2 separate regions of the Homo sapiens genome follow, and region 1 is linked to region 2. Evidence: chromatin loops called from intact Hi-C (ENCODE). Cell type or tissue: PC-9. All regions are shown on one strand. Links, peaks and the distances in the headings refer to the core of each region. The heading gives the core; the rest is flanking DNA. Region 1 overlaps ANXA3 (annexin A3). Region 2 overlaps FRAS1 (Fraser extracellular matrix complex subunit 1).

Region 1 (5,388 bases), core at 183-5,182, 280 kb after region 2:
AGGTGAGGAGGCTCTTAGGCGAGGCCCCCAGGATTTGCCCTGTAGGAACCGCTTGGTTACCAGTATTTTTCTCTGGCCTTTACCTGCTGTATTAGTTTCCTAGGGCTGCTGTAATAAAGTACCACAAGCTGCTGGTTTCGAATGACATGAATATATTATCTCACAGTTCTGGAGGCCAGAAGTCTAAAATCAAGGTGTGGTCAGGGCCGTCCTCCCTCTGAAAGCTGTAGGGGAGAACTTCTTAGCCTCTTCCTGGTTTCTAGTGGTTTACTGGTATAGGGGAGTAACAGTAATCCCCATAGGTTCTTAGTTGGAAAGCACCTTTGTTACAAAAGACAGATTGACAAGAGAAAACCAGACAGAAGTTTATTAACATGTGTATTTTGAGTATACATGGAGACACCAAGAGAATGAGTAGTTTTCAGAGGTGGCTTTGAATTTCAGCTTATATAGCATCTTCAACAAAGAACAGTAAATTTTTTGTAACAAGACAATAGAAAAGGACCTTTGAATCTCTGTGGGCAGCAACTTGCAGGTGGGGCAGTGAAGAAAGGCAAATAACTTGCAGATAAAGGTTAGTTAGTACAGCTTGCTAATATAAATTCTTCTAATACCATTGTCAGGCTGATAAGGGTCTTAAACTATCTTCAGTCTTTAACCTTTGTTCTCCCTGGTAGTCAGGAGGGCAGAATACCTTTTGTCTTCATAAATCTTTGTCCTGCTTTTAGGCAAATGGAGGAAAGATATCTCTTGAGTATCTGTTTCTTCTTGTCTTCAACAATCCTTCATGTTTTGAAGAGGCACATTCTGGTCTCATACTGGCAGCTCGCAGCTGCGTAACTCCAGTCTCTGCCTTCACCATCACATCACATTCTTTCTGTATGTCTCTGCCTTTACATGGCTGTCTTATAAGGATACCAGTGGTATTGGATTGGGGGCCTGCCACTGTGACCTCATCTTAATTAATTACATCTGCAATAACCTGGTCTCCAAGTAAGGCCACATTCTGTGGTACTGTGGGTTAGGACTTTAAGGTATTTTTTTGGGGAGACACAATTCAACCCATAACACCTGCCTCACTTGACTGCATTTTATTTCAGGGCTGTTTACAGTAAACTTTCTTTGGTTTTGAAAAATGCTTTTTACTGGAAAAATTGAACAGGAAGTCTTAACAATTTCCAAGTTTGATTGCTTTATTTTTTATAATCTACTCCATTTTTCCTTGTATCATAAAGCTTCATGACCCAACATAGCATCTTGACATTGAACAGAGAGCCATCGTTTCTCCCCGGCTCTTTGAGAGCTCCTTGTCCTGGAGTTTTATCTGGAGCTTTGATTTGATGCCTCAATTTTTGGATGTGGCCTTTATAGGGCTTTCTGAAGTGATGAGTGATCTGGCTTCACCGCATCTTCAAAATGTCCCTGCAGCAACTGCTATTCTTGCTCTGTAGCATTTGGCTTTAAATATGTTTCATATCAACAGGGTTGGCACCTTCTGTTTTTCTCTTCCACTCATCCTTCTGAATGTAAATGTTTAACTTCTTGCAAACACAGTACACTTTGCATAAAGAAATAGGTACAACTGGCTTTTGTGAGTCAAAAACAGACTGGCCTCTCCCAGGGGCAATAGCAAACAGCTCCCTAGGCCCAGCTTGGCCAAGCAGTGGCTTCAAGGTGTCATGTGCTAAGGCTGACCTCCGAAGGATGATTTTAGAAGATCAAGGGAGATTATATTGTCTTGAAAAAGATGGTTTAAATGAGATGAAGGCTAGTCTAGTTTAGGAGCAAAGACTGTTGGAACAGACCACTTACTGGCTGTGGGAACTTAGACAAGTTACTTAATCATCAGTTTCATCATCTGTGAAAAGGATTTATTATATCTACCTTATAAGTTTATTGCAAGGATTGAATAAGCAAATGCAGGAAACGCGCTTAGCACAGTACTTGGCACATAGTGATTAGCAGCAATTGTTCTTAGTATAAAGAGCTCCTGTTACTTTCCCCCTTTATCTAGACATTCTTTGCTTTAATTTGTTTTCCAACTGGCTTCAGCAGCATTTTTCTTTTGGAGGCATCTGAAGGTCAAGTTTCAGAAAAGGAAAGCAACTAAATGTGTTTAAATGTGTGGATGGAAATCTGATCAAAGGCAATTTTTTTTTTTTTAAATAGACTTTGCCAAGTATTCAGGTGATGTTCTACGCTAGCACTGACTATGTTAGGACACTAGGGTTACTGGAAATAAACTCAGCCAAGTATTGATTAGTAATATAAATGTCAAGGAATTAAGCTTGCAGTGGAGCAGGCAATGCAAGCAGTCCTGTTTGGCTGTAAAAATGCCGACATTCCTGAAGCGATGAGCTCATCATTAAATTCTTCATCTTCCACACCCATAAGAGAATTCATGGCTTGTTTGCTCATTTTTGCTTTGGTTTTCTAGACAGCTAAGAAGGAAATAAAGCAGTGCTTCTTAAACTTTATTGTGTACTAGAATCACCTGGAAGGTTTGTTAAATCGCAGATTCTGCATCCTGGCCCTGCAGTTGTTGGTTCAGGAACACTGGGGTTGGGCCTGAGAATTTGCATTTCTGTCACATTCCCGGGTGATGCTGATGCAGCTGCTTCAGGAACCACACTTTGAGAACCACTAAGATGAACTCCCTCGAGGCATTGTGATGTGACATAGAGCAGGGGGCATTTTAGTCATAAGGTGATGGGTTTGAGTCCTGGGGCTGTCCTTATTAGCAGAGCTCTTTTAAGCAAATAATCTCTGTGAGACTGGGTTTCTTCCATTTTCAATTAGAAATAATAAAATTCACCTCATGAAGGCTCTTGTAAGAGTTAAATGTTTGTAAATCACTTTGTTCATGTATTAGTTTTAAAAGATTTCATTAATCTTTGATTGTAAGATTATTTTGTAAGTCATGTAATATTTCCGAATGATTTGGGCAACCAAGTCTATCAAATGAATAATGCCATTCGTTTAAATAATGGAAGCAGTTTTAAATATTTCACTAAAATTCCACTTCAGAATTCCCAAGCCCTTTTTCAAGTTGGGGTGTGTGTGTGCGTACTTTCTTCCCCCCTTGTAATTAAACAAGTTATTCCTCCCCCATTTAATTCTTGCTAAGTACTAAATTGCATAATAAATTGGGAATTTCCTCCTTCTCTAATTCTGTGCATTGGCATTTTAGCATATTTTGATGTGTAGGTGGTAAAGGCCAGTGAAAAGTTCACAGCTGGAGTGCAAACCCTGAGTTTTCATGATGCATGAACAACTGGGATCTGACCACAATTTTGTCTTTTTATATTTAGAATCAGCCACGTCAATATCTGCATGGCACAGAATCACCTGGGAGCTTCTTACACATGTAGAATTTAGCACCCCATCTCTAAAACATATGATTCAGTATATAGAAGGTGTGTCCTGGTCATATACATTTAAAGTATCACTCCAGGTGGTACAGAGACTGCACTTCATGAAACACCAGGAATGGTCTGGAATAGTCTAGTTTGCTTTTAAATTCAGCCTCTGCCTGCAACTAGCTGTGTAGACTTGATCAAATTCTCTGGTCTTCTTAAATCTTGGTGCTGTTTATGTGAAATTGCTCACTCTCATTTATTGGGGCTGTTATGCAGATTATAATTAACATATATAAAGTGCTTAGCATGTAAAGTGTGCTGGGCATGAAGCATTCAAACAATCTAACATTGGGGTAGTTCTTTTACAATGCCAGACACTGGAAGGTGGACAGGTAAGATCAACACAAAAGTTCCTAGATGGATAGAAGTGAAATGAAGCCAGTTGGCTCTGTGAATCCATAAAATATTTATCAAGCCTTGGAGAAAGAGAATTCATCAAAAATTATATTAAAGTGACTAATTTATTTTCTTTCTTTCTTTCTTTCTTTTTTTTTGTGAGACACGGTCTCACTCTGTCACCTAGACTACAGTGCAGTGACACAATCACAGCTCACTGCAGCCTTGACCTTCTGCGCTCAAGTGGTCCTCCCACCTCAGCCTCCCAAGTAGCTGGGACCACACCTGCACACCACCACACCTGGTAATTTTTTAATATTTTGTAGAGACAGGGTCTTACTGTGTTGCCCAGGCTGGCCCTGAACTCCTGGGCTCAAATGATCCTCTGTCTTTGGCCCCCGAAAGACCTGGGAGTACAAGAGTGAGCCACCATGTCCAGACTAAAGTGACTGGTTTGTTACAGGTATCTTCAGGTCAGGAACATTCACAACTAGTTTCTAACTTGCAATTATTTTCTAGGTTCTAAAGTTCTTATTTTAGATGCTATAAGATTAAACAGTGTTTGAGTGTATTGAAATCAATTATTCAGTCTAATCTAATGAATCAGCAGACTATCATATTTTACTGTGCCAGAACACTAATTTTCCATTCACTTTAATGTGACAGATAATGTCCTTTCATGAAAATATTAAACCCTTCAAGAGAGCCAAAATGAACCCATATTAATACAAGACAACAGAGCCAATACTATTCAGTAACAGGATAGAAAAATGCTGTTTAAAAGGAAATATTATTACTGTAAAGACAGATTTTTATTCAAGAAGTTAGGAACTACCACATAAATCTACGTTTACTTTGATTTTTCTCAACATCTTTGTGGCTGTCCTTCTTTAGTCTCATAAGCAATTTTAAAATATTTTTTCTATATTATGGTCTTTCCCAGCTTACTGACATGCTTCTAATTTACATGCTTAAAATTAGTAGTGTGGCATTTTTTACTTCCTTGCAATTCCTGAAGATCTATGATGTCAGTAGAGCTTTTAGAAGGTCTTCTAATTGCACATTCATTAAACAAAGCTTAAGAACAGACAGTCCTAAGGGGGTTTTCATTTATGGATCATTTAGTCTGGGATTCCCCAAGGACAATGGTCAACATTAATTAAAACATCTTGAAGTCTGTAAACCACAGTTACTTCTGTGCGAGATGCCATGATGAGCTTTGAATTATCACTTGAAAAATAAGAAGATTTAGGAAATTTCAGCTTTCTTGTTGCTCTCCTGCAAATGCTACTTTAAAACAAATTTTCTTCAGTGTCACCAAGATTAACACAACTTACTGCTCTAGAGAACCAATGTTTTATATTTGTAATTTGTTACACAAAAGAAAAAGAGGACTCCTGAGATATGGGGTAGATATCATATTCCCTGTGTCTGGGGGGTAGACCATCACTTCAACTGTAACTGCCAGATGGGTTCTTCCTGCTCACTGTGCAGACAAAATCAGTCCACTGAGACCATCACATTGCAGTAAAGAAAAAGTTTAATTGATGCCAGGCTAGCCACACCATGTGGGAGACAGAGTTATTACTCAAATCAATTTCCCTGAAGGCTCAAAAGTTAGGGGTTTTTCAAG
Region 2 (5,388 bases), core at 230-5,229:
ATTAGTTAGATTCTCATAAGCAGCTGCAACCTAGATCCCTCACATAGGCAGTTCACAATAGGGTTTGCACTCACTCCTATGAGGCAGAGCTTGGTGACAATGCTGCCTCACCCACTGCTTGCCTCCTGTTGTGTGGCCCAGTTTCTAACAGGCCACACACTGAAACTGATCTGTGCCTGGGGGTTGGGGACCGCTGGTTTAGGAGATGGTACCTGGTGTCTAGAAAGCCCTTCATATAAGTTTAGAGACTTGGGTTCTGCTTTCTATTGTCCTTCTTCCTTGTTCCTTTTATTTCATTTCCCCTTTCATTCTTTTTTGACCATTGTTCTAGGTCCTGAGTACATGAAGTGTATAAAGTAAATAAGATTCAGTCTTTGCCTATAGTGAGCTCACAGTCAAGGCAGGTTAGTTGTTGCTTATAGAGATGTAAAATAAAACAAAACAAACAAAAACAAAATCCAAAAGCCTTTGAAGTTTATTCTATATCTGAGTGCTGTATGGTCTCAGATTTTGAGACGTAAAGAATCAAACAACTGAACATTTTACAGGATTATAAGGGATAGGATTATTTTGAATGGCACCTCTACCACTTGCTGCAAGAGGGCTTTGGCAAACCATTTAACCTCTCTGAACTTCAATTTTTTCAACTGCAAAATGGGGACGATATTATCTACTTTAAACCATTATTATGAAGGTTAGAAAAGCTGTTTGAAATGTATAAATACATTATGCCTGGCCTTAGTATGTGGACTGTAAAAGGCAGCTATTGATATTATTGAAACCATTCCTTTATTTTTCAACCTATAGAGATAAAAACCAAATAGCTTTCATTAAGTAACAAAAAGCTTTCTGCCATTAATGTCTCATCTAAATAAAATCTGCTTTTATATGTTATGGAGAAGTAAATATATAGAGAACAGTATACTGTATTCTTTATAGCAAATTAAAATCCCTTTTTCTTTTAAAAAGGAAAGAAAATTTTAAGTGCTCAGATTAAACAATGAGAATCTATGATTATTTGTTTCTTAGCCAATATTGTGACATATTTAGAGGAAAAGTTTATAATAAAAAAACCTATAAAATTTACAACTAGGATGTTGACCTAGTTGAGATTTAAAAGCTGTGGCCTGAGCAGAGGACCTTCTGAAGTTAATTATTTGTTGGAACGATGGTTGACTGGAGCAGCCAGTCATTTGCAGAAATGAAGCACTGACCTTGCAAAGCCAGGTCCAAAGCAGCAGGGATTTAATGGGTCTTGGTGTTGTGTTCCAACACATGACTTATCCCAGCCTGGCTGTGCCCTGGGTGGACCTCTTGACAATGGCACCTATGAAACTACTGTTCTGAAATCCAGGAGCCCTCCTCGCAAGACAGGGGCCCCCCTTTCTCTGTTGGGATAGTCATGGCCAAGCTGGTGTCACCTCCATGGCCCTTGCAACATACCCCAGGATTGGAGGGTTAGTCTCAGTTTCATTGCCGGGTCACATACTCAGTTTAGGGGCCCTGCATGTTTCTACCACTGCCTTCACTCATTTTGTTCTACTCTTTAAATCCTATGCATTGTTCAGAACTTCTTTGGCATTCTACAGCAATTATGGTCCCTTACTAAATTGCTGACTGTCTCATAAAGGTGACTTGTTGCTTCAAGTGGTATCTCCTGTCTCTTCGATTCTGTTCATGCATAAATATTTGTGGAGCCTCTTCTATGTACCACGCCCTGTCCCAGACACCAGAGATACAGAGTGAAGCAGACAGAAAACTTCCCTCTAGTTAAGGAACTTAACTTCCTCAATGGGAGGAGAGTGCCTCTAAACAAATAAACAAGATAATATTAAATACTTAGATAGTTATCATTATATGAAATTATTATTATCAGTGCTATAAAGATACCTTACAGGGGAATATGATAGGAAATGATCAGTCATTGGGGCAGGGACATGCCGTATACTTCTGAATTTCACATGGTGCTAAGTATATCTGTGGCCCTCTGGAATAATTTTTGATAGAAAAAATGTGATAAACCATTGCATAGAGAGCAATCAACAGAAATGTACAGGCATGACTAAACTTTGGCTTACAGATGACCTATCTTCCATTTGGCTTCCACTATTTGCTCCTTGTCAGCAATTTCTGGCTAGTGGTGGCCTCAGGATAATTACAGACTCTCTATTTTTCTCACCCCTCTTTTTCTTCTCTTTTCCTCATGTTTAACATAGTTGTGGGCTTTATTAGAGTTGGGAATGTGACTTATAAAATCAACTGTCTTCAAAACTTGGGTCGTGTCCATGGAGTATTTCAGGCCATTCAGAAGGGAAGACAATAGGATTGCCTTCCTAGAATGTAAGTTTTTTTGAGTAAACAAGACCCAATGAGGCAGGTGACAACAGTGTTCCAAGGCCCCTCTCTCTTTGGATATTATATTCATATGCAGAAAAAATGGAGAGAAGAGGGGAAAACAGCTGGTGGTGTTGTGTCTGGGACCTTTGCTTTGGCAGGAAGCTGGCTGTGTTTGGCATTTGTCTTTGCCACTTCTAGACCCTTGCTGTGTATGCCAGAAGACAAATGACAGAACAAAAGTATCACATACCAGCAGAGAAAGCCTGCCACAGATGCCACAGAGTTTATCTTTCAGACAGATCCCATTCTTCCCGACAAATCTGAACCCCAAAGTATTTCAGCTATGGATTACAAACTAGTGACAAGTCTTCTGGCTTTCTGCCCAGTTTGGAAGGTTCTCAGTTATTTTAGCTAGACTGTATGGCATACGTTCTTTCTCTTCTCCATTCCCCACCCAAGCACTGTCCCTGTTCTGCCCTCCCCTGCTTCTATGCTGCTCACAGAGCTAACAGCACCTCCTTGTTGTTGCTGCTGAGATCTGAGCAGCTGTGTTAGTGCAGCCAGGAGGTCTGAAAACTCTCCCCATCAAAAGGTTGTTTTGGTTTGCGGTCCCGCCTTTGGCTCTTCAGTTTCAGTAGACATCACTGGAGTAGACAATAGGCATTTAATTAACAGGGGCCACTGGGTGTAGGATTGGGGAGGGAACACAGGGAGTCCTAGCAGCTGTGGATTTTCAGTGGTCACAGAGGATGAGTAGAAGCTGAGAAGCTGGTGGTCTTGAAAACCCTTGGATTATACCTATGTTGTCGATTTAGGAATATAGGTAGAGGGGCAGGAAATAGAAGAGATAACTTTACCAGATACTCCTGATGAGCTGAATGTCTTGCTTTGTCCTCTGACTTATGAAGCAATGAAAGGTCCATGTGGACCTGCCAAAGCCTTCATTGGCTGGGAAGTAATTTCCTTTGGTTCAAGTTCTGTGTCTACCAAAGACCCTGCTAAAAATTCAAATATATTACTCAAGACGGGTAAATCATTCAGCTGTATCACAATCATGGTTAATAGGTTAACAAGTTATTTACCTAGCATGTACCTTAGGGAAAAGGACTATAGCTTTCCTCCCTCCATCATTAGGAAAATTACCAAAATTCCCCCCAAATACCAAATGAATTTATGTTTATTCCAAAAAAAAATAATTAAAGTCAATAAAATATAAGGTATAATAAAAAGTCAGCTAAAATTTCTAACTCAAACTCCCCTAAATCACTACTGTTAGTATTTTGGTGTATGTCTTCCTAATTTATAAAGATATCTTTTTGTGTGTCTATACACATACACTTTTTTTTTCAAAACTAAAATCATACTCTATTTACAGTTTTATTGCTTGCTTGCTTTATGTTATTACTTATCCTTCTACAACATCTTTTTAAACCTGTTGTATAATTTTCCATCTCTGGCTATGCAATCATTCATTTAGCCAATCCTCTATGGTTTGATATTTGTTCCCAATTTTTTTAATTATATGTAACCATGATGTAAACATTTTTAGTAGAAATTGTGGTAAATATTTTTGAATCAATTTTTAGACATGTGACTACCGGGTCCAAAGGTTTATGTACAGTGTTTAAGCTTTTTGACACAGAGTAACATATTATACTCTTTTAAGAAAGTTGTACTAATTTGTACTCTTACCAGAAATGTATAAGGGTGCCTACTTGCCAGCACTCTTGTCAACACTAGGTATTACAAGCCTTCTTAAATTGTCAATTTGATTGATGTAAAATGAAATCTTGTTTAATTTTTATCTTTTACCTATTTTGGGGATTCTTATGAAGCATGTGGAGTTAATCATGCTTGTCAGTTGATGGCCCATTTTCATCATTGGTCTGGGCCAAGCTATTCTCTTGCTTATTTGTCTGCCCATCCATCTGCCTGTCTATTCCTTTTGTTATCATGCCCTATTCCCATTCTCCTTCTTCCCAGCTCCCCTTTTAAATAACTACACTAATGTGATTTAGTGTGTACTTTTTGTATGTATATTCTCTTATTGTTTTGTATGCCTGAGTAGATATTTCCTTCTTTTTTTTTTTTTTTAGATGGAGTCTCACTCTGTCACCCAGGCTGTAGTACAGTGGCGCAATCTTGGCTCACTGTAACCTCCGCCTGCCCAGGTTCGAACGATTCTCCTGCCTCAGCCTTCTGAGTAGCTGGGACTACAGGGGTGTGCCACCACACCTGGCTAATTTTATTTTTTTGTATTTTTAGTAGAGACAGGATTTCACCATGTTGGCCAGGCTGGTCTTGAACTCGTGACCTCTAGTGATCCACCCGCGTTGGCCTCCCAAACTGCTGGGATTACAGGCACAAGCCACCAAACTCAGCCAGATATTTCCTTCTTTCTTGACTTTTTTTTTTCTCACTAAGCAGTGTTTCTAGGATGCATACATGTTATTAGGTGGTGCAAAAGTAATTGCAGTTTAAAAATATAATGTGCATGTCTCATCCAGTGCATCTAGTTGCTGCTCTCCTGTTTGGTTTGCATATCTCCAGCTTTTGATGATGCTGAAGATTTTTTTTACGTGTTTGTACTTTTTTCTATTATGAAGTTCCTCAAGCACTTACGAGTTTTCAGAATATGTGGAGACCAGACATTCCCATTTCAGGTGTAAAGCCTTCAATTGGCAAAGGGAGGCAGTAGCAGGCAGAGGCCCAGTCTGGGAAGGGACAGAAGATTGGAGTAAAAGGATCAAAAATGGTGATGGCTCAGATCTCTTTGGAACTTCTTTTAAATTAGCCTGGAGTTTTAGCGTCTCAGGCAACCAGCCTTGGCCTCTTGTGGGGCTGTGACTGGGGAGGAGGAAGTGGTCTTTCAGGAATCAGAGCCTCACCAAGGTATTTCCAATCACTTTCAAAGAGCTTTTGCTGTTGTTTTGTAGAGGTTGCAAGGAAAGAACTGCTAAGTGTGAAGCCCCTGGGCGAGGCTGGAGCCCATTCGTATAGCTGCTGGCCAAATCCCTGCAGGCTGTAATTCTTCCCTTCCCTTCCTTTCTA

What was found. A loop is a pair of places that touch in the nucleus more often than their neighbours do. Peaks named below come from ENCODE experiments on the same cell type or tissue, not always from the same donor. Only the 100,000 strongest peaks of a DNase experiment are listed, where the experiment ranks them.
Region 1: a loop joins it to region 2, with 10 times the contacts of the local background. A loop is called at or near these places in 1 of 110 quality-filtered maps.

What each region holds. Positions count from the first base shown.
Region 1 is chr4:78,567,115-78,572,502 of GRCh38, forward strand. The region is part of intron 2 of ANXA3 (annexin A3); the gene reads left to right. Among named protein-coding and RNA genes, the nearest start is that of ANXA3, 18 kb to the left of the region's middle. In PC-9, for the core only: no CTCF peak of the experiment used is centred there; a DNase peak (open chromatin) is centred at 2,317; H3K4me3 peaks cover 285 bases; H3K27ac peaks cover 3,422 bases.
Region 2 is chr4:78,291,333-78,296,720 of GRCh38, forward strand. The region is part of intron 14 of FRAS1 (Fraser extracellular matrix complex subunit 1); the gene reads left to right. Among named protein-coding and RNA genes, the nearest start is that of SNORD161, 5.0 kb to the left of the region's middle. In PC-9, for the core only: no CTCF peak of the experiment used is centred there; DNase peaks (open chromatin) are centred at 2,179 and 2,589; H3K27ac peaks cover 1,664 bases.